2 separate regions of the Homo sapiens genome follow, and region 1 is linked to region 2. Evidence: read pairs that join two places in POLR2A ChIA-PET (ENCODE). Cell type or tissue: OCI-LY7. All regions are shown on one strand. Each heading gives the region's core, and the rest is flanking DNA. Links, peaks and the distances in the headings are about the cores only. Region 1 overlaps LOC124905213 (a long non-coding RNA gene). Region 2 has its middle 290 kb from the start of SMARCA1.

The links. Peaks named below come from ENCODE experiments on the same cell type or tissue, not always from the same donor. Only the 100,000 strongest peaks of a DNase experiment are listed, where the experiment ranks them.
Region 1: POLR2A ChIA-PET joins it to region 2 with 5 read pairs; 2 of 35 experiments call an interaction of 5 or more read pairs at or near these places.

What each region holds. Positions count from the first base shown.
Region 1 is chrX:129,086,223-129,096,772 of GRCh38, forward strand. All of the region lies in intron 6 of LOC124905213 (a long non-coding RNA gene), which reads right to left. Among named protein-coding and RNA genes, the nearest start is that of SMARCA1, 430 kb to the right of the region's middle. RefSeq lists enhancers at 1-637, 638-1,444, 3,995-4,967, 4,968-5,938. In OCI-LY7, for the core only: no CTCF peak of the experiment used is centred there; a DNase peak (open chromatin) is centred at 5,079; H3K27ac peaks cover 2,459 bases.
Region 2 is chrX:129,230,016-129,240,565 of GRCh38, forward strand. No RefSeq gene overlaps it. Among named protein-coding and RNA genes, the nearest start is that of SMARCA1, 290 kb to the right of the region's middle. In OCI-LY7, for the core only: no CTCF peak of the experiment used is centred there; no DNase peak of the experiment used is centred there.

The DNA of each region.
Region 1 (10,550 bases), core at 1,291-9,290, 140 kb before region 2:
TAATATTTAACTGGAGTGTCAAAAGAAGAGTGCTGCAGTGCAGATGCACCTTTGTTGACTAGAAATCCAGAAGAGCAGCATGGAAGCACCCAGCCTCTACAGCCCCTTCTTCCTCACCTGGATCAGATCTGCCTGGAGCCAGAAGGGACTTCCCATCATGGGGCAAAGGCAAGCAGAAGAACCCCACCAGCCTCCATTGCCTCACAAAAACCTATAGTCCTTACTACAGGAAAATCCCACAGATTTTTCACACCTACCCCCTGTGAACTTGAGACTAGACCCGCTGCTAAAGTCTACTGTACCTCCCCAACACTAGGGCTCCATCTTCATTCCACTAAGCCCACACTGGTAGCTGAACACTACAACCCCAGCTGTGCAGAGCTTGGACCCAGGATCAGCTATGACCTTGCTCCTGCACAACAGGGAAACCAACTCCCACCATAGACACTTCCAGCCAGAGGAACAGTCTGGCATTCCCACCCAGTGCAAACCCACCCTTGAGCCAGCCAAACTGCTGCATTCCCTCCCTCATGCAGGAAAGGCCCTCAAGCCTCTGAACAGCTGACGCACTCCCAGAAGGTGGAGTAGCTATAGACCCACTCCCAAGGCCTGAGAAACAGACCCACCCCTTACAGACAAGCCCCTGGCCTGACCAATAGCCATGCAGACCCTAATCAGGGCCTGAGAAAAGCTCCAGGGCCACCACTAGCAGATATACCCCCGTCCAATCAGCAGAGTGCCCATGCCTTGGGACTGAGAAACAGCCCCGCGGGCCACCCTGGTGGGCAAGCCTCCAGGCCAGCCGAGCAGCCTTGTACTCGCATCCCGGACCTAAGAAGCAGCCCTACGGCCACCCCTAGCAGACATTTACCCATGCCAGCTGAGAAGCCATGGGACTGTATCCTGGGTCTGAGAAATATCCCTGTGGGCTGTCCCTGGCAGACACACCCCAGGTCAGCTGAGCAGCTGTGCACCTGCATGCCAGGCCTGAGAAACAGCCCCATGAGCCACCCCAGCAGACACATACCCAGGCCAGGTGAGAAGCCATACAACCACATCCCAGGCCTGAGAAATAGCCCCGTTTCCTGGCAGGCAAACCCCCAGGCCAGCCAAGCAACTGCGTGAGCGTGCTCCCAGCCAGAGTGTAACAGCCCTCATAGAACCAACCCAAGCCCCAAGTTGGTTGACTCACCATGGCACACACTCTCCCCCAACCTGAGAAATGCCTTGCAAGTCTACCCCCAGCAAAGCCACAGCACCACAACCACAAACTCTTCACTGTCTAGGCCCTGAGACACTCAAAATGTCACTAGCATGGATTACACATGGAATATTCTCCAGGATTGATCATGTGTTAGAACACAAAACAAGTCTCAACAAAAAAAAAAATTAAAAGTGGAAATCCTATCAAGTATCTTACCTGGTCAAAATGGAATGAAACTAGAAATCAATAACAAGAGGAACATTTTAAACTATACAAATGCATGGATATTAAACAACATGCTCCAGAATGACCAATGGGTGAAGGAAGGAATTAAAAATGAAATTTAAAAATTCCTTGAAACAAATGAAAATAGAAACAAAACACACCAAAATCTATAGGGCACAGCAAGAGCAGTACTGAGAGGCAAACTTACAGGATGAATAAGTTTTAGGGAACTAATAAAAAAGTGAATACTTGACAGATCCTTACATAAAAAAAGAAAACATGAAAGATTTCAAATAAATAACTTAATGATGGCCGGGCACGGTGGCTCACGCCTGTAACCCAGCACTTTGGGAGGCCGAGATGGGCAGATCACGAGGTCAGGATATCGATACCATCCTGGCTAACACGGTAAAACCCCGTCTCTACTAAAAATTCAAAAAATTAGCCAGGCGTGGTGGTGGGCGCCTGTAGTCCCAGCTACTCGGGAGGCCGAGGCAGGAGAATGGCATGAACCTGGGAGGCGGAGCTTGCAGTGAGCCGAGATCGCACCACTGCACTCCAGCCTGGGCAACAGAGTGAGACTCCGTCTCAATAAAAATAAAAATAAAAATAAAAATAAAAATAATAACTTAATGATATATCTCAAGTAATTAGAAAAGGAAGGACAAACCAAACCAACCCCAAATTAGTAGAAAGAAAGAAATAATAAATCACAGAGCAGAAATAAATGGAATTGATACTAAAAAAAGTTTTAAAAGATCAATAAAACAAAAAGTTGTTTTTCTTAAAATATAAAATTAACAAACCATTAGCTAGACCAAGTAAAAGTCATAGAAGTCCCAAACAAAATCAGAAGCACGGAGATGTCACAGTGGATCCCACAGAAATACAAAGGATCATTAGAAACTATTATAATCAACTATACATCACTAGATTTGAAAACCTAAATGAAATGGACACATTTCTGGACACATACAACCTAACAAAATGGAACAAAGAAGATGTAGGACATATGAACAGACCTATAACAAGTAACAAGATTGAATCATTAGTAAAAAATCTCCCAACAAAGAAAAGTTCAGGACTGGATGTCTTCACTGCTGAATTCTACCAAGTCTTTAAGGAAAAATTAATACCAATTCTTCTCAAATTATTCCAAAAAACTAAAGTGGAGAAAATTCTTCCTAAGTCATTTTGCAAAGCCAGCATAATCCCGATACCAAAACCAGGCAAGGACAAAACGTAAAAAATAACTACAGGCCAGTATTCCTGATCATAGATGCAAAAATCCTCAACAACATGCTAGCATACTGAATCCAACAACACATCAGAAAGATAATACAGCACGATAAAGTGGGATTTATCCCAGAAATGCAAGGATGTTTCAGCATATGCAAAGCAAAAAACATGATACATTGCATCAACAGAATAAAGAATAAAAACCATATGATCATCTCAAAAGAAGCAGAAAAAGCATTTGATAAAGTTCAGCATCCCTTCATGATAAAAACTCACAATAAATTAGGTATCGAAGGAAAAGCACTTCAACACAATAAAGGCCATATATGACAAACCCAAGCTAACATCCTACTGAATGGAGAATAGCTAAAAGCTTTTCCTCTAAGAACTGGAACAAGACAAGGATGCCCACTTGCTCCACTCCTATTCGACATAGTACTAGAAGTCCTGGTCGAGAAATTAGGCAAGAGAAATAAATAAAGGGCATCTAAGGCATCCAAATTGGAAAGAAAGAAGTCAAATTGTCCCTGTTTGTGGATGACATGATCTTATACATAGAAAAACCAAAAGACTCTAACAAAAATCTCTTAGAACTGATAAATGAATTCAGAAAAGCTGCAGAATACAAAATCAACATACAAAAATCAGTAGCATTTATATACACAAACAACAAACTAGCTGAAAAAGAAATCAAGAAGGCAAGCCAATTTACCATAGCTACAAAAATGTTTATTGCAGCACTGTCCACAATAGCCAAGACATAGAATCAACCTAGGTGTTGAACAATAGATAAATGGATAGAGAAAATGTGGTATATATACACAATTGAATACTATTCAGCCATAAAAAGAATGAAATCCTGTCATTCACAGCACCACGGATGGAACTGAAGGACATTATGTTGAGTGAAATAAACCAGGAACAGAAAGTTAATCACCATGTGCTCTTACTCATAAGTGGAAGCTAAAAAAAAGGTTGGTCTCACAGAAGTAAGAAGTAAAACAGAGGATACTAGAGTCTGGGAAGGGTGGAGGAGAGAGATTTGTTAAAAGACAAAACTACAGCTAGATAGGGGGAATAAGTTTTAGTGTACTACTGCACTGTGGAATTACTATAGTTAATGATATATAGTTTCAAATACCTAAAAGGAGGACATTGGATATTACCAAGACAAATAATAAATGTTTTGGCTCAACTGGCCAAGAAGATGGATATCTAAATAGTATTGCCCCCGCTTATGGCATTTGCAGCTTCTCTTTTGTCATTTCTTCTCCTAGACCTCACTCCTGGCTCATATATCCCATCTTCAGCAACTTCTGAACAGACTACTGGCAACTGTATGTAGCTTGTTTCCTGATGTTTTGCCTTTCTTTAGAAAGATAGTGATTACTCCTGGGACTAAGTAAAAGAGGGATATAAGGGTCCTAGAGCTGCCTCACCTGTTCAGGGCATCCAGACTCTTAAAGCATAAGAGACGCCTCTTAAACCTCAGCTAAGCACAACCCCCGCAGGGTAGAGAAATAACCAGAAAAGAAGTGTGTGTGCACATGCTAGAAAGAGGATGAGGGGGGTGGGGGCAACATCGAAACAATCATCTCATTCATCAAAGAGAGAGCAGAGACCTGACGCAGTGATACAGAAAAGACTCTATGGCTGTTATGACTTACCTGAGTGGCTGGATCTTATACACTCTTTGGACTCCAGTAGAGTTATGTAAAATTTCCCTTTTACTGTTGTAAATTCAAAAACCTTTTATGACCTTTTACTATTTGCCAAGCAGGCACTGAGAGAGACATGAGACCACAGAGGTGAAGAAAACACAATCCCCCATAACCCCACTTTATGCCTATACCCTACCTTATACATATCTCTATTATTTGACCCACCACTTCCTCCCAAATGAAAAGAGGAGAATCCTTGTATCTCCAGTGCCTATTACAATGTCTGGAGCATTGTAGAAACTCAATACAGGAGGCAAACAAGAACAATTATGAATAAAGTGAATTCTATTTTTTCACTGACTCCAGAGACTGATGTATTTTCCTAATGGATCTTCAATGATCGCTAATTGCAAACACTTTAGTTTTTAGTCCTCTCAATCAATGCTCTATGATATGTTAACAAAGCATAAAAGAACTAGGGAAGCACCTTCAGATTTAAGGAACCCCTTTGTACTCTAAATATAACCACCCCAATAATGTAGTTGATATTTTAGGTGAGTTTGATATGCCTGGGCTTCTTAAGCAGGACCACCTACCTGCAGCAGCAATTTCTTTCAGCTCCTCTCCCAGAAAGCAAGCTCCCTGATTTAAATATAACCCCAGGGGAAAAAATGTTCCTTCCCAGCAATTGTTGAGTGAACCCACAGCTGCTGCCTATTGTTAGGCACCAGCTCAAGCAATCAGGCTTTCTTTGTATTAGCTGAAAAACAAGGAAATCGCACATCCACGCCTAACTGCCTCACACCTGTGCTTGCAAAAGTGGCAGAAGCACTGAGCATCTTGTGACTAATCTGGAAAATTGTCTACTTCAAGCAAAGTGACTTTCAGTGTTTCAGGTAAGCTTCTAACCTCTTTTCCAGCTACATGTGTGATTTGGAATGCACATATTTGTTCCTTCTTCCTGGTAATCTTTCAACTCTAAGCTCTGCCAGGTACAGGACTTTCAGATCATGGCTTTATGCTGAGATCCAAGGAACAGATTACAATGGTCAGTCTGAAAATTAGCACATAGGACCTCTCTAAGTGCAGAAAGACCGCTAGAGAGAAACTGAAACTCAACTCATTGCCAGACTCTGATTTTCAAGTAATAATAGCAACAATTTATTATTTGCTTACTATATGCCAGGCACTGTTTTAAAGCCATTATCCTGTTTTTCACAGGTAAGGGAACTGTGGCACATATATGCTAAGTAACCTGTGCAAGATTGCGCAGCTAACAGATGTGAACTCAATTAACTCTATGTGGTTTTTCAAATTAATTTATTCATTAACTCACTCCCCTTAACACAATTCAAAATACTTATGTTAAACAAATTATTATAATTTGTTGATTTCAAATCAAGAGCCTTTTAATCACTATCATTTTTTTTTAATCTTCATCATAGCACTTACAGTTGGCTCTGCTCCCTAGGCATGGCCAATGGCCAAGAATCATTCCAAGTCTCTGCTCCTGCTCTTCTCTCAACCCCATCTCTACCTATCAAAATCCTAGACACCTTCAAGGTCCATATCAAACATTCTCTTCTTTCTGAAACTTTCCTAGTCATCTAGCTAGATACAATCTCTTATCCCTCATATTTCTCTGTTGGGAAACTGTTATGGTCTAGCTTTTAGTAGATATTAGGGTAATTATTTTATCCTCACCTTCTACTCAACCATAAGTTCCCTAGGGGCAGAAATTAAGACACACTCCTCTTTGGATCATCTGCAGGGCCTAACATAGTGTCTTGCAAATAGTGGATGCAGAATATATGTTTACTGAATTTTCAGTTGAGAACTCTGTGTACACGTTGCCAAGAAACAAAGAACAGCGAGAGATGGTGAAAAAAAATGTAAAGAGGAAGAGAGGTTAGAATTGTAAAGAGCTTAAGAAATCAGCCAGAAGGAAATATGTACAAGTACCCTTGCATGGCAAGGGAAGCTAGGAAGAGTGTGGAAGCTAGGAACCATGTGAAAATCTATTTGATCAGAAAAACTGTTAGTGTTTTACAAAATGAAGCTACTCCTCTCCTATCTTGGAAGACAGAGTCAATAATGTTCAGTCTTCCAAAATTATATACTTCTCCCAAATTTCTGCTAAAATAATTTGACACTAATCCAGCTGACCATTTACTATACAGCATTAGATATTTAAGCTTTCTGTATAGATCTGACTCTTCTCTTGCTATTAGTTGAATCTTCTTGACCTTATGTTCTGCCATTTACCACCAATCTAAATTATTTTATTATGTTAACTATCATGCTGGATTCCCATTGTTCTCTTGACCCTGTGATAGGAATATTACCAGCTATATGCTGTCCTCTTTATGAACTTGTGGTTTTCCTCCTGGCATGTTCTCATGCCACATGGTTCCTACCCCATTTCCTATAGCTGGGTTCAGCCCAAATTCTCAATCAGTATGGCTTCCATATGCCAGCTCATGAATTAGTGTCAGTCTGTGATGGAGTTTACTCCTGCTGGGGATGAAATTTAATTATATTTTTGTAATTTTTCTGTTTGTCTATTTCTCTTAATTTATATTTATCTTTTTTTACAGAGACTAAATTAGTCTTATAATTCAATATATTCAACTGAAAGGGTTGTTTTTATATTAATACTCTGGCCTTTCTGCTTGTATTTAAATTCACTTTTATGGTATAACAGTGATAATTAGTTGTTGGTAGTTGTGTGTGTGTGTATGTGTGTTCTTATGTGTCAAAATAAAATGCTGGCAATCTAATATTAGTTTTCCAGGTATTTATCTACATTTATCTATTTAAACACACACAAACACTTTCTTCTCTTTTTTTAACTGACCTGGGAACCTCTGCTCAGAAGGATGCTGATAACCTTAATGAGTGCATGCAAGGATTAGAGCAAACCAATTCCAATTAATGGTCTTATTCTGCTGGTGGTGGGCTGCCATTTTCTTCAAGTATAAAAGCCAGTAGGTTTTATTTAGTTCAGTTGCACAATGGTGTGAATTTCTTCCAAGAGTCTACCTAAGGAAAATCTATGTATTTATTAAGGTAAGAAGTCTATTAAGCCACACCATTTATAATCATTCCACATAATGTATAGAGTGTGTAAATAGTGCTCCTGAACAGTCTATAGAGAGATACATTCATATATTTACCCTTGAATCAGACACTCCCGTATTGCAGCATATTTGTATTTATAGATTTTTTTTCCTTTGGAACTCAGCCTCACAGACACTTCAGTGCAGTCTCTCACCATCCTTTTGCAGCTTCCTGGTGGAGATGACATTTGCTCAGCTAGAGAATAGACACTTTCTAGCTGAGTTGCTCATCACACTGATACCCTAAGGCCTGGCTGATTGGCTGTCAGAGGACTCCAGCTGTTTAGCTGCCGTGATATGTCTTTCATAGGAAAAGACATTTCCTGGAACATCAACAGCTTGTTAAGGACTGGGGAGTGCAGGGGAGAAATTTTAAAATTTTGGAGGAACTGAGTGTTTTGAACTTGGAGGAGGCATGAAGATGAAACAGAGAAAGGGATGAAGGGGAGACTTTTCCCTCTTCTGTGTTTGAAAGACTCATTTTCAGAGCTAACCTTACAATTTATGATGAGCAGCCCTCCGCAGCTTAGCAGGTCAAGTGTTGGTAGGAGAAGCAAATCTGTTACCCACCCTAGGGGTGCACAGACCATATGAAGATGTAAACTCATCAAAGAAGCTGGAAAACTCCTCATGAAATTGTCAGCAATTTCATTTCAATCTGATTTTCTTTGTGCCTTGATTTCCCCTTCTGAAAATCAAGGTTGAAGAACACTCTTGGACATGCTTATAAGATCCCAGAGAGCAAAACGTTGACCAAAGATACCTGGATTCTGAAGGTCCCTTTGGGAAGCCAAGTTGGTAGCCAGAGCACACAGAAGGGAGGACCACAGTGCTAATGAGGCCATGCTTGCCAATTTGAAGCCCATGTGGGCCAATTAGCTCTGCTTTCTTCCGCTGCCATCAACTGACCCCTGAACTCTGGCCACTCACCTCACAGATCTATGCCACTTGTCACTGGGGTCAGCAAGAGAGTGCGTGGTTGTCTCAGTGAAAATTTAACAGAGCATGTTTCCAAGTGTCACCTTGATGTGTGAGGGGCAGCACAGGAACTCCTCAGGGTATCAAGTACTGTTTAACGGTCTCCTGGAGTCCTCCTGCCATCTGTGCTTCCCACTCTGACATATCTTATCACTCTCTATTGTCTTTGTCTGCTTGCCTATTTGTTTTCTCCCACCAAACTGTGAGCTCTTTGAGAACTTATATTGGCTTAACATAAGTATTGTATCTTACTTAATTCTGTAACCTTGGCAACTCACACAGTATAGACACATAGCAAGAGCTCTGTAAACCTTACGTGACTGAATGAAGGAATGTAAAGGGCCTATCTCCAGCATTCCTCAACAAGGTTTGACAACAGCTCAGTGGGTCAGCAATTCCACCATAAAAATCTGCAAAAATTTCCTAGAATAAATGCATATAATTCACTCCAAACATTTTAACAGGTAAATGCCTTTGCAAAAATATTACCTATGAGCCAAGGGACAGATGTGGATAGCAACAAATCGGTCTGCCAGGGTAATATAAGCACCTAAAGTTTGTAAATCAGTAACCTAACGCTGGCTTATTCAGTGGCATATGCAACAAAGCAAAGCCCTTTTGAATAAAAAATAAAATCATCATCTGAGTTTACAATGGAGAGTCGCTCCTTTGGATTGGAGGTTCCTAGAAGGTGAAGATGGTGCTTCATCAAAAGGCCATACACATCAAATGCACTAGGGAAGAAATAGGAGCACTTTGAGTTCTGATTTCAGCAATAAGTGAGCCGTACTCTCTCATCTAGCCTCCCTGTGTCTCTGAGGCCTAAAACATACTACCCTCTACTCATGACCGTCCATGCTTGTCAGGATTACTTTATTAGTTGTTTAATGCTCAATTCAGATGTCACTGCCTCTAGGATGTCTTCACTGACCACCATCCCCAAGGTGGATTCTGTGCCTTTACTATATACTTCCATGGAGACCATGATTTCTTCTTTTATTGGAACTTTATGTTTTATTGTAATTTTCCCTTTACCTATTTATCTTCTCTGATAGACTGTGAGTTTGTTGACAATAAAAATTCTATGTCAGTAGGTCTGGGGTAGAGTAATTGTTATGACCAAGGAAGATTGGGATATACTGTTCTAATTCATTGTGTTCACAGTCCTGGATGCATAATTAAATATAAAACACTGCCACTAGCCAACCCAATCAGAAACATAGTTTCGATTCCAAAATTAACCCTTTGCTCCCAAATATCAGTTGGAGAAAGGCTAAGGAGTGAGGAATACCCAGTGAGGTAGCTACTATTCTATGACCATTTTATGGAGAGATAAGCTGAAGGTTTGACAGTTTATGTGATTTTCCTAGTTACTTACTATAAGTGCCAGAGCCAAAATTCAAAGCCAGATCTGTTTTTTTTTTTTTTTTTTTTTTTTCAGAATTGTATTTTGAAAACGTTTAAAATACAGGAAAGTTTAAAGGGGTTGAAAATCATATACCTACCACCTAAATTCTGCCATTAATATTTTACTCTGTTTTATCATGTATACATCATCTACTTGTCTGTCTACTCATTGATCAATTTATCTTAATTTTGATGCACTTCAAAGTAATTGCAGATATCAATATACTTCAACTATATACTATATGATTATAGCATGCGTATCATCAACTAGGATTTAATATTTGTTTGCAGTGTTTTCTTTTGATGTAAAACTTACGATGAAATGCACAAATCTTACATGTATGTTTGCTGGACTTTGATAAATGCATACACCTCAGCTACCCAAACCCCTATAAAGATTTAGAACATTATAATTCCCCTAAAAAGTTCTCTCATGTCCTTTTCAGTCAATGCCACCACCATATCCAGAGGCAACCACTGTTCTGAAATTCTTCCATCATAGTTTAGTTTATTCTGCTCTAGAGGGTATATAAATGGAATCACAAGGTATGTACTCTTTTGTGTAAGCATTTACCAATGTGGTTTTATAAATCAGTATTGTGTCCCATTCCATTATTGAATTGTGCTCCATTATATGGAGATACCCCAGTTTGTTTACTTATTCTCCTATTGATAGATAACATTTCTACTTTCTGTCTATTATGAGCACTGCTGCTG
Region 2 (10,550 bases), core at 1,663-9,662:
AGGGGAGGCTGAGGTAGGAGAATGACTTGACCCTGGGAGGTGGAGGTTTGCAGTGAGCCGAGATGGCACTGCTGCACCCCAGCCAAGGCCACAGAGCCAGACCCTGTCTCAAACCACCACCACCACCAGCACCACCACCACCACAACCACAACAACACCCTCAGGCTTCTTTAAGAACAGTGTCTAAGGCTAATTCTTGGCCCAAATTTTCAAAGAGTAGGTTCAAATGCCAATTATAGTAGACCATAGGGAATCATTAGTGGTTCATTTAGCTGCTCCAGACTGCCTCAAAACATATTATTAGTCCTTCTCTCATCCAAGGACATTCAGGAATAACAGTCTAGATCAGCATATGGAAGTGTGCTTTCAAAAAAAAAAAGGAATATTCAAAACGAGAAATTACAGAAGGAAATTGAATCCACCAGACAAATTCTCAGCAAGAAATTAACATATGCCATGTTTGCAAAAAGAATAAAACAACCCACTCCCCCAAATATCCATATTTTAAATTAAGCCTTTATTAAATATTGAGATCAGTTGAGTTCCCATCAATATTACACATGTCCTGCATTATTGCAATCATACATATTTCATTAACTACATACCCATAGCTTTCTAATAACATTTCCATTTGGACTTCCTGTCATTTGGGTTTCTATTAGCATATAGGCACTTGGAGTCTATGAGGAAGGGAAGGAAAAACATAATAACCAAAATGTGCTTTCGTTCTCCCCGTCAGCAGGAACTTCAGCTTGAGATATATAATTGAAAAGCAATGCCTGCCTGAAATACTGCATTAGACAAGAAAAACTGCAGTGGCAGATTTAGAACAGAGAAAAGAAAGCATAACATATTGCTTATCACAGGTAATTATAGGTTTTCAATACTTTTTCATCCATTAGTTATCATTTCACCAAATTTCCTGTCTTTGCTTGCATAGAAGAGTTCTGACATTTGCTTCTGCAAAATGTTCATTATCTGGTAGAATGTTGAAATCTAGAGCACAGACACAGTAAGAGGCACAGACAGGCAGCTGTCATGTTACAAACCAATGGCTCACAGTGTTCTGTTGTTTACTTGCTTAATTTCTGACACTTGCCTCTCAAGCCATCTCTTCGATTTGAACGGACGCTGCATGCACTTAACCTTCACCTCTATTTTTTTCTCAACCATTTTTCAGGTCATGCTTGTCTTAACTTGACCAAGTAGAGCAGGGCAGGGTCGCTGTGAAATGTCAATGCCAAAATAGATTTGCAAAAACAAAACCAGAGATAGGATGGGATTTGTTTGCTTGGAGAGCATGGGCAGGCTGTCACAATCTGGCCTTTGAGCTAAAGATAATTGGGAGCAGAGGCAGGATCACATGTAGGGTCACCCCCAGCAGGAGATGACAGATCCAAGTGGACGAATGTGAGAGTCATCATCTATGGGCAAAACTGAGGCCAAAGCTATCAAAGGCCTGACAACAAGAGTGTATACAGGCAAATCCTTTTGAGCCACATTTCCTTGCTATCAGGCACCTTTTGAAGGCACAGGACCCCAATCCCTTAAATATACTTCTATCAGTATGAAAAACACAAATCTCTGTGTACATTAAACTCCTCTTATGCCTCACAAGGACAGTTTCTTGGTGGTTTGAATCACAGTCACAATAAAGAAAAGTAGGAGCAATCAATGCAAATTTTGAGCAGATGAAGTTGGCTTACAGTATCCTGTATGTACTTTGCCTCCTCTCCCCTGTAGGTACTCCTTGCTCAAGGGCCCTGATGCCCCAACCATGCATGAATGCTTAGAAATTGTCTAAATGTTATGCTAAAATACAAGTCCACAATCCTTTATATGCAATTCCAAAATACAAAGGGATCTGAAATGGAAAGATTTTTATAACTCATTTGGTATCAAAATTTGATAATGCAAAATTGTGAGGTTATTTATGGTCTTTATTTATCTGGCTTAGAGTGAACATTTATATGTTTTACTGCAAAAATATTATTGTGTTTGATTATGAAGCACTGCCCCACGTTCCACTGAGGATAAGATCTACAGTACACATATTTGATTACCTTACTAAAATCTGAAAAAATCTGAATTCCAAAACACAATTGGCTCCAAGGACCAGATAAGGGATGTGGACCTATGTTAAAAGCAGTTGTTTCTGAGGGCTGGAATCATACACTTCATTTCTTTTTTTGTTATTGTTATACAAATGGGGTCTTACTATGTTGCCCAGGCTGGTCTTGAACTCTTGGGCTCAAGTGATCTTCCTACTTCGGCTTCCCAAAGCACTGGGGTTATAGGCATAAGACACTGTGCCCAGCCACACTTCGTTTCTTTAAACTGTTTCATATTTTCAATACTTTCTATATAGTGCATACATTATTTTTATAATTATAAAAATATCTTAATAAAATAATTACCTATTAATCACAGATATGCCAAGACATCTACCTACCCATATTCTTTTAACAGTTAATTCATTACATACACCTGAAAGAAATAAAACTTAGTTCTCTAAAAATTATACGCTAAATCAGGCTTGTCACCAATGGCAACTGTCTTCTATTTTAATTATCCCAAATAAGAATGGGGTATTACATCTGAATTTTTCTCCCCCAGCCATTTATTTCCTTAAAGGAATAAGTTGAAGCCAGCACACTTGTTTAGAGGGAATTCATGTATCTGATGGCACTGCTTTTCAAACTTTTCTGCCAAGGCAGAAGAGAATGAAGAGGACTTCCAGAGGCCAGAGGGTATAACTCGTGTTTGCAAGGTTCTCCCTTGTAGCATAGGTGCTCAATTAAGAGTCTGGTAGGAGTGAGTAAAAGAGTGAAAAAAATGAATAAGCTAATAACTAATTTTCCTTGTAGAACATTATCTAAATACAATCTTGCTTATAATACTTTAAGGATCAAAGAATCTCCTTATGGGCAAACACACCTTATTTACATGTCTCTCTGGGAGTTCATCAGTAACTCCCAGAAGCAGGAGTTTTCTCAGTGGTCAATCTTGCATTTCCCAAATGCCCTAGAACTTTTAAGGCAGAAGTGATGAGAAACATACCGGGAAGGGAACACCAGTGGTTTGAGTCTTTGTACATTTGTCCTTGCAGTCAAGTCATGCCTTGCAGATTAGAAACCTGGAGGAGAATCACGGACCTGGGCCTGGCTCGCCTGAAAGGTGTAGGGGTACGTGTGTGCGTGTGTGTGTATATGTGTGTGTGTGTGTACTTTGAATTTTCGTTTATACAAATTAGCTTGAAGCCAAAGACTCAAGACCTGAAAGAAACAGGCAAAACCTGAAAGTAGTTAGTCTCCATGCAAATAAAAATCAGAACTAAAACGAACATGATTTTTTCCTTCCAATATTTCTGGAATCCCAGTAGGTCTGTTGAAAATGGAGTAGGCCAGGTAAATTAGATTCTTTATTAACAAGGCTGGATTAAGGCAATCTGAAAGTGGGTTTAAGAAGCTGCTGCTTCTCCTAAATGGAAGGAAAAGCTTGCTTCTGCCCATTCTTCTTCAACTATGATGGAACAGAAATCAGATGCTTCTTGAGGGCCATAATGCTCAGCAAAGAAGTGTCTTTCAGTGAACCCTGACCACAAGCTGGAGGCCTGGACAATGCTCTGGGCAGCATAATATTTCTCTGCTTGGAGGTGCTTCTCTTTATGTTCAGGGTCTAGCTTGTAACATAGACAGAGCTACCACTGTGAGGTTATCTGCAAAAGACCCTCCTGCCCATTGCTTCATTCAGTCATTCAAAGATATTTATTGAGAGCCTACCATTGGTCTAGGCTCTTGCCTGGTAGGTTCAAAGCTGAGTCCAATAAGAGAAGAACACAGAAAAGAACCACTCACTTATTGTGATTTGATCTCAGAATATAACAGGAAGGAACTAAACTCTTCCATCCCCCCTCTACCCCTGACCTCACCTCCAACTAGCATATGACTCAATGTCTGATGGTAATACTTCATCTCATTAGCTAAAAGTCAGGTTTCCTGCTGCAGTGCACTTAGCTGCATCAGTCATTTCCCCCTCATGTTGCAGCGGTTCCCCATCATTCCAAAAGCAAGATTTGACAGGGGTGGAATGGAAGAAATCTGAAGAGGTTTGGGAACCTCTCTGGGAATGCAAGGGAGTGGGAAAAAGAGGAAAGGCTGGCCCATCAAGGGAAAGAAAGGAATGAAGCCTGCCGGCGGGAGTAAAGAACACCAAGAACAAACTGCTAGCTTTAACAATTTTGCCAATGATTGACTTGACAATAGAGTCCAGAGCCAGGAAATAGGTTGGGGCAGCAAGGCACCCGAGCAAGGAAGGGGTATCTACAGGGGAGATAAGACAGGAAAGCACATGGAGGATACTGCAAGTCAAGTTCATCTGCTCAAAATTTATGTCGTTGCCCCTAATTTTCTTTACAGTAACTGTAATTCAGACCACCAAGAAACCGCCCTTGCCAAGATCTCTTTTCTAGTCTGAAGACCACTTGGGACTGCAGGAAGGCACATGGGGTATGGTGCTTGCCCTTTAATGAAATTAAGGCCACAAATAATATCTATTAAAAGATTCCTGCATAGAATTACTATAAGATGTAAAGGGTCACTTATGGTCATAAATTTGTGTCATTATATAAGAGATTAATTCACATTTGGAGCTTGATGTTGATGGATCATACTTTCTCTAGGATTAATCCATATTTGGAGTGTAACGTTGATGGATATCTCTCTTGCTGTCTCTCTCATGTGTGCACATGTGCACACACACACACACACACACCATACATTTCTCACTGTCATTCTCATAAAATATACCTAAAAACACCATGTGCCTATCCAAACTGCATCTTGCATCTGGAAGCATCCAAAACATCTTTTGAAAAATAATTAGAAAATTATCTCCACCAAAGGCCAATTATTTTAAAATCAAGAAAAACTCTAGGGCTGGGCACAGTGGTTCATGCTTATACTCCCAGAGCTTTGGGAGGCTGAAGTGGGAGGATTTTTTGAGCCCAGAAGCTCAAGACCAGCCTCGACAACATAGCAAGACCCAATCTCTACAAAAATTAAAAATATTAGCTAAGAGTGGTGGTGTATGCCTGTAGTCTTAGCTACTCATGAGGCAGAGGCAGGAGAATCGCTTGAACCCAGGAGCTCAAGGCTACAGTGAACTATGATCACGCCACTGTACTACAGCCTAGACAACACAGTGAGACCCTGTCTCTAAAAAAAAAAAAAAAGAAAAACTCTACACCCCAACTTTTGCTTGCAGCCTGACCCTGGGCACAAACTCAGTATCTAATTTTAATTAGTCATCTTACAAGTGTGTAATAAAACTTATAAGAGGATATCAGTGTCAGTGTGGATAACATAGAACAAACACATCCCCAGTGATGAAAAATCCCTGGAAAGCTCTCCGCCATCCCAGAAGGTCATATTCACATTACAGTGGATAGCACACTTTGCTTTTTTTCAGTGAGAGAAACACAACTGTCAGGCCAGTTTTAGAGCATGCCAGTGACTTCAATGAGCGCCTCCCCCATAGAAGATGCTCATTGCACACTTTCCATGCCCCTCAGCCACAGCAAGAAGTTTTAAAGCAAAATCCAACAAGTTCAATCATTTTCAGTTTCATAAAGGCAGAAAAATACTCAGCTACATTCGTCTTTGTGGGATAGTACCTTTAGAGTATGCTTAAGGTGTCTTTTTTTTTTTTTTTTTTACAGAATCCTGTTTGCATCTGATCTGCTCACTGCAATATAACACGTGCATAAAACAGTGCAACCGTATTTGTTTTAATAAGGCCATTCTGAGCAGCTGTTTAATGATCCATGATGTTAAATGAAAACTACAGGTGTTCCAAATGCAAACCTTATGGCCCAGGGCCCCCCTTATTACCGTTCTACAATTAGCAGCCAACTGCTCTTAGGCTGTGCAAAGAATTACCACCATCATCATTACATTATTTCTTAATTTCATTCTCTGCCTAAGTGTCTTCCCCCAAAGGAAAAACCTGCTTGGCATGGGAAAGCATAAGAGTGAAAAAATGAAAAGGGAAGGAGAACACAAAACACTCCCTGTCCAACCACAAGGAGGCCTCAGTGAAGGGGGAAAGAGCCAGCCAAAAGGCTCAGCCCCCTAAGGAATCTTCCAGAGTGACTTTCTGGCCAAACTTAACAAAGTCTTGCTGAAACTATTGGTGTTCATAAGGATTGCATTAACCCTTTCTTCTTCATGATTCCCTAAGCTTAATACTGTGCTAAGCCAAATTGCCAGAAAGCTGCATAGCTGGATTCCATCGCTCTGTCTTGTAGAGGGCTAATTTTATGCAAGTATAATTTTAACATCACAACAGTTTTCACTTAAGGTACATATAATAAACTGCAAAGAAGGAAGTCTTCTGTATCACTTGTGAAATTGCTGTCTGTATCATTATCCATTACATACCTCAATACCTCTTACATAAAAATGCCAGAGACAAATTTAATTAGAGCTCGGGAACAAGTTTATCTTTCCATGTCAATGGGTACACTTTTTTCTGCAAAACTAGTAATTCTCAATTCTGGCTGCATATTAGAATCACCTAATAGTAAACACATTTATTTGCATCCCAGCTCCTTCCCAGACCATTTAAATTCAAATTTCTAGGAGTGGGCACTGGGCAGGACCATCGAGTTGCAGTTCCAGGGGTCACCATTCACAATGTGCTTGGCCAAATTACAGTATTATACTCTGCTGCCAAAATTGAGAACCACTGCCCCAGAAAATGAGAGTTTTATAACTCACTGATTTTGCTTCTTCATTTTGGTTACTAAGAAGCTCAAAACTAATTATACTGAATTGCAGTTTTCCTCTGCCAAAATTTCTCAATACAATTTTCCCTCTGCATCCCCTCATATTAATGCTTTTACCAGTACTTTCAGTGTAAGCTACCAAATATTCTTTTTGTAGGTAAAGTAAAATAAAACAATAAATAAAATAAAGATCTATTGGGAGGCACAAGTAGATCTATATACAAATTTATATACAAATCTCCCATAATCACCCCAAACGTAAGATGGCCAAAGATGGGCCGGGCGCAGTGGCTCATGCCTGTAATCCCCAGCACTTTGGAATGCCAAGATGGGCAGATCATGAGGTCAGGAGTTCGAGACCAGCCTGGTCAACATGGTGAAACCCCTGTCTCTACTAAAAATACCAAAAAAAAAAAAATTACCCGGGTGTGGTGGCACATGCCTGTAATCTCAGATACTTGGGAGGTTGAGGCAGGAGAATCGCTTGAAACCAGAAGGCGGAGGTTGCAGTGAGCTGAGATCGCACCACTGCACTCCAGCCTGGGCAATAAGAATGAAACTCCATCTCCAAAAACAAAACAGATGGCCAAAGATGAATTCCTGGTTCCACCTATACTTCCTCTTCCCCAGGTCTTCCCCGTTGCAATAAAGGATGCCCCATTCACCCAGTTGCTCCAAAGTCATCCTTGACTCTTTTACTTCTCTTTGATCCCACAGCTTGCAAATATCAGTGTCTTGTTAATTCTGTCTTGAAAATACATATAAACTCTAACTACTTCTCACCACTTCCACTGCTACCAGTTATTGGTAGGCTCAAACAATCCCAGAATCTCTGGGTTTCCCAGAAATAAATATTTATTTCTTGCTCAAGCTCCATGAAGGCTGCAGCTCAACTGAACTCTGCTGGACTATCCTGGGACAACTTAGCTCCACATGTCTGCTAAGGACCTAGGCTGAAAACCATGCTATTCTTATGGTGGAGAGCAGAAACTCAGGGTTGGCAGAGCCAAACCACTACAAGTGAATTTGAAGCTCTGCTTAGAAAGGATATAGGTTACAACTTCTCACATGTTATTGGCCAAATTAAGTCACATGGTCAAGCACAAAGTTAATGGGGAAAGACAATATACTCAGCCTACAGAATATCTTGGCAAGGGAGAAACAAATAATTTTGAACAAATATGCAATTACCATAGCGTTCTAACCACTATCAGTTTCTACCCTTGTTCTTTTTATTCTTTTATCAACACAGCACCCAGATGATTTGTATTAGTCCATTCTTGCATTGTTATAAAGAAATACCTAAGACTGGGTAATTTATAAGAAAAGACATTTAATTGGCTCATGGGCTCATGGTTCTGTAGGGTGTACAGGAAGCATAGCACTGGCATCTGCTTCTGGGGAGGTCTTAGGAAGCTTTTATTCATGGTGTGAGGTGAAACGGGGGCAGGCACATCACATGGCTAGAGCAGGAGCAAGAGAAAGAGAGTGGGGGCGTGGGGAGGGAGGTGTCACACTTTACAACAAACAGATCTCGTGAGAATTCCTCATTGAAAAGACAGTCCCAAGCCATGAGGGATCTGCCCCCATGACCCAAACACCTCCCACTAGGCCCCACCTCCAGCATTGGGGATTACAATTCAACATGGGATTTAGGCAGGAACAAATATCCAAACTATATCAGGATTCTTATTAAAATTCATAACTGATCATGTAACTCCCTTGTTTAAAACCTCCCATCACATTTGGAATGAAATATAAATACTTTTTGTATGTTTAAAATTCCCTTCATGATCTGATCCCTGGCTACATCTATAGTTTCCTTTTCCCAAAATCCATTCTAGTCACATCCATCCTCAAACATACCTTGTCCCTCAGGGCCTTTTCACAAGCTATCTCCTTTCCCTGGAATGTTCTTCCCCTTAGTCTTTGCAGCAGGTCTCCTTCTTCTTATTCAAAACTAAATTTAAGTGTCACTTCCTTAGAGAAATCTTCCCTGATCACCTAATCTAAGGTTGTTCTATCATATAACCCTACTTAAATTCCCTGCATACCATGTATCCCAATAAGAAATTATCTCTATTATTTTGCTTACCTACTATGGGTCTCTTTCTATTGGAATTTAAGCTCTATGAGGGCAGACACCTTGTCTGTTTCATTCGCTGTTGCATCTATAGTACTAGAACAGCTTCTGAAAAAATAGCAAGGTATTCAATAAATGACTGAATACCTTGAATGACTCAATTGCCCCCAAGTTAATGCTTATTTATGATTGTAAATCTTTAAGTAAATAAAACAACAGATTTTTTAAAGCATAGGACAAAAGATTGGACTAGCTAACCTTTAAACTCTTATCAAATCTTAAGATTCTATGGTTTTCTAGCCAAGTCCCTACATTTGTACAGCTTTTTCCGGTTGCAAAGACAGTCACAATTATTATCACTTTTGATCTTTTCAAGAACTCTCTGGAGTTCCCAGGGCAAGATATTAATATAGATGAGGAAACTGCTTTATACTTTAGGTCAGGATAAGGCACATGCAAATGGAGAGAAATGCCTTTGACAACTCACCCTTTAGCACACAGAGATGTATGCATGGCTGTTGGGGTTGGACTTCCATATCCTATACCCTTTCACTCAGCTGGGTCTATCAGAGAAACCCCTGTTACCGGAATGTGACCTTTTCCCAAAGCAGTTTCCTTGTAAAAGGAAACCATCTTCAGAAATAAGTGAGGTAAGATTCTCTGGCTAGCATAATGCATTGGAACAAGCCCAAACCGTGATGAGTGGTATGTCTGACTATTTCCATGTCTACAAGTGAGCAGGGAGAAAAACAGATGGGCCAATTTTGCCCTCTTACAAAAAATTAAAAAAAAAACCCAACAGTGTTTTCTATATGGTCTCCAATATGAATTTCTGTTTGGGGACTGAACAGCCAAAGAAATCATTTCAGGAAGACAACAATAAACTCAGTTATAAGCAAGCAGCATGCTTTTTGATTGATAGCATTCATTAAAGTGTGGACCAACAAATGAGCCAGACTTCTGCAGTTTATAACTGTCCTTGGATAAAACTTCAGGTAGAGACTGAACCTGTTGAAGCATGCCCAAATCTTCCACCTCCCATCTGTCAGTGCTAGGAGGTCTTCCCAGAGGGTCTTGTCCCTGTTGGTTCTACTAACAGAGTTGGTGCTTGCCTCTGGTCCCTGAAGAACCCTGCTTCACTCTGGAGAAGAGTACCCTCCCTGGCCTTATCTGGTCTAACCACAAAGAGGGTTAAAAGAACAGAGGAAAAGAACCCTGCTCTATGAGAAAGCAAGACATCAGTGGGGTTCAGAAAACAATTTTAGTCTTTAAGTTTGGGAAACATCATGCTTGATGAAAAGTAAAGGGAAATTCAGATAATCACCATGTGACCCTATTTAGAAAATAGGGAATGCATAATGATGGAGGACTTTAACAGTGCTTTATTTCACTCCTGGATCTCCCACTCCTCAACTACCACCACCCCCTTATGTAGATCCCTGTTTACTCCCTTAGTTCCAAATGAAAATTCCCATTTTTGTTACATCAGCTAACATAACATGTTAAGGTATAGGTTTATAAGATAAGCATAACTGGAACAGAAAGTTGTGTGTGGGTGCAGGGGAACTGAAGTTTAGAGAATTAAAGAGGAGTCCAACCACACAAGATGTCTCACAAAAGGCTGAGAAGTTTGGACATTCGTTTAAGAGCAATTTCTAACTTGGCCAGGAGAAGTCGGTG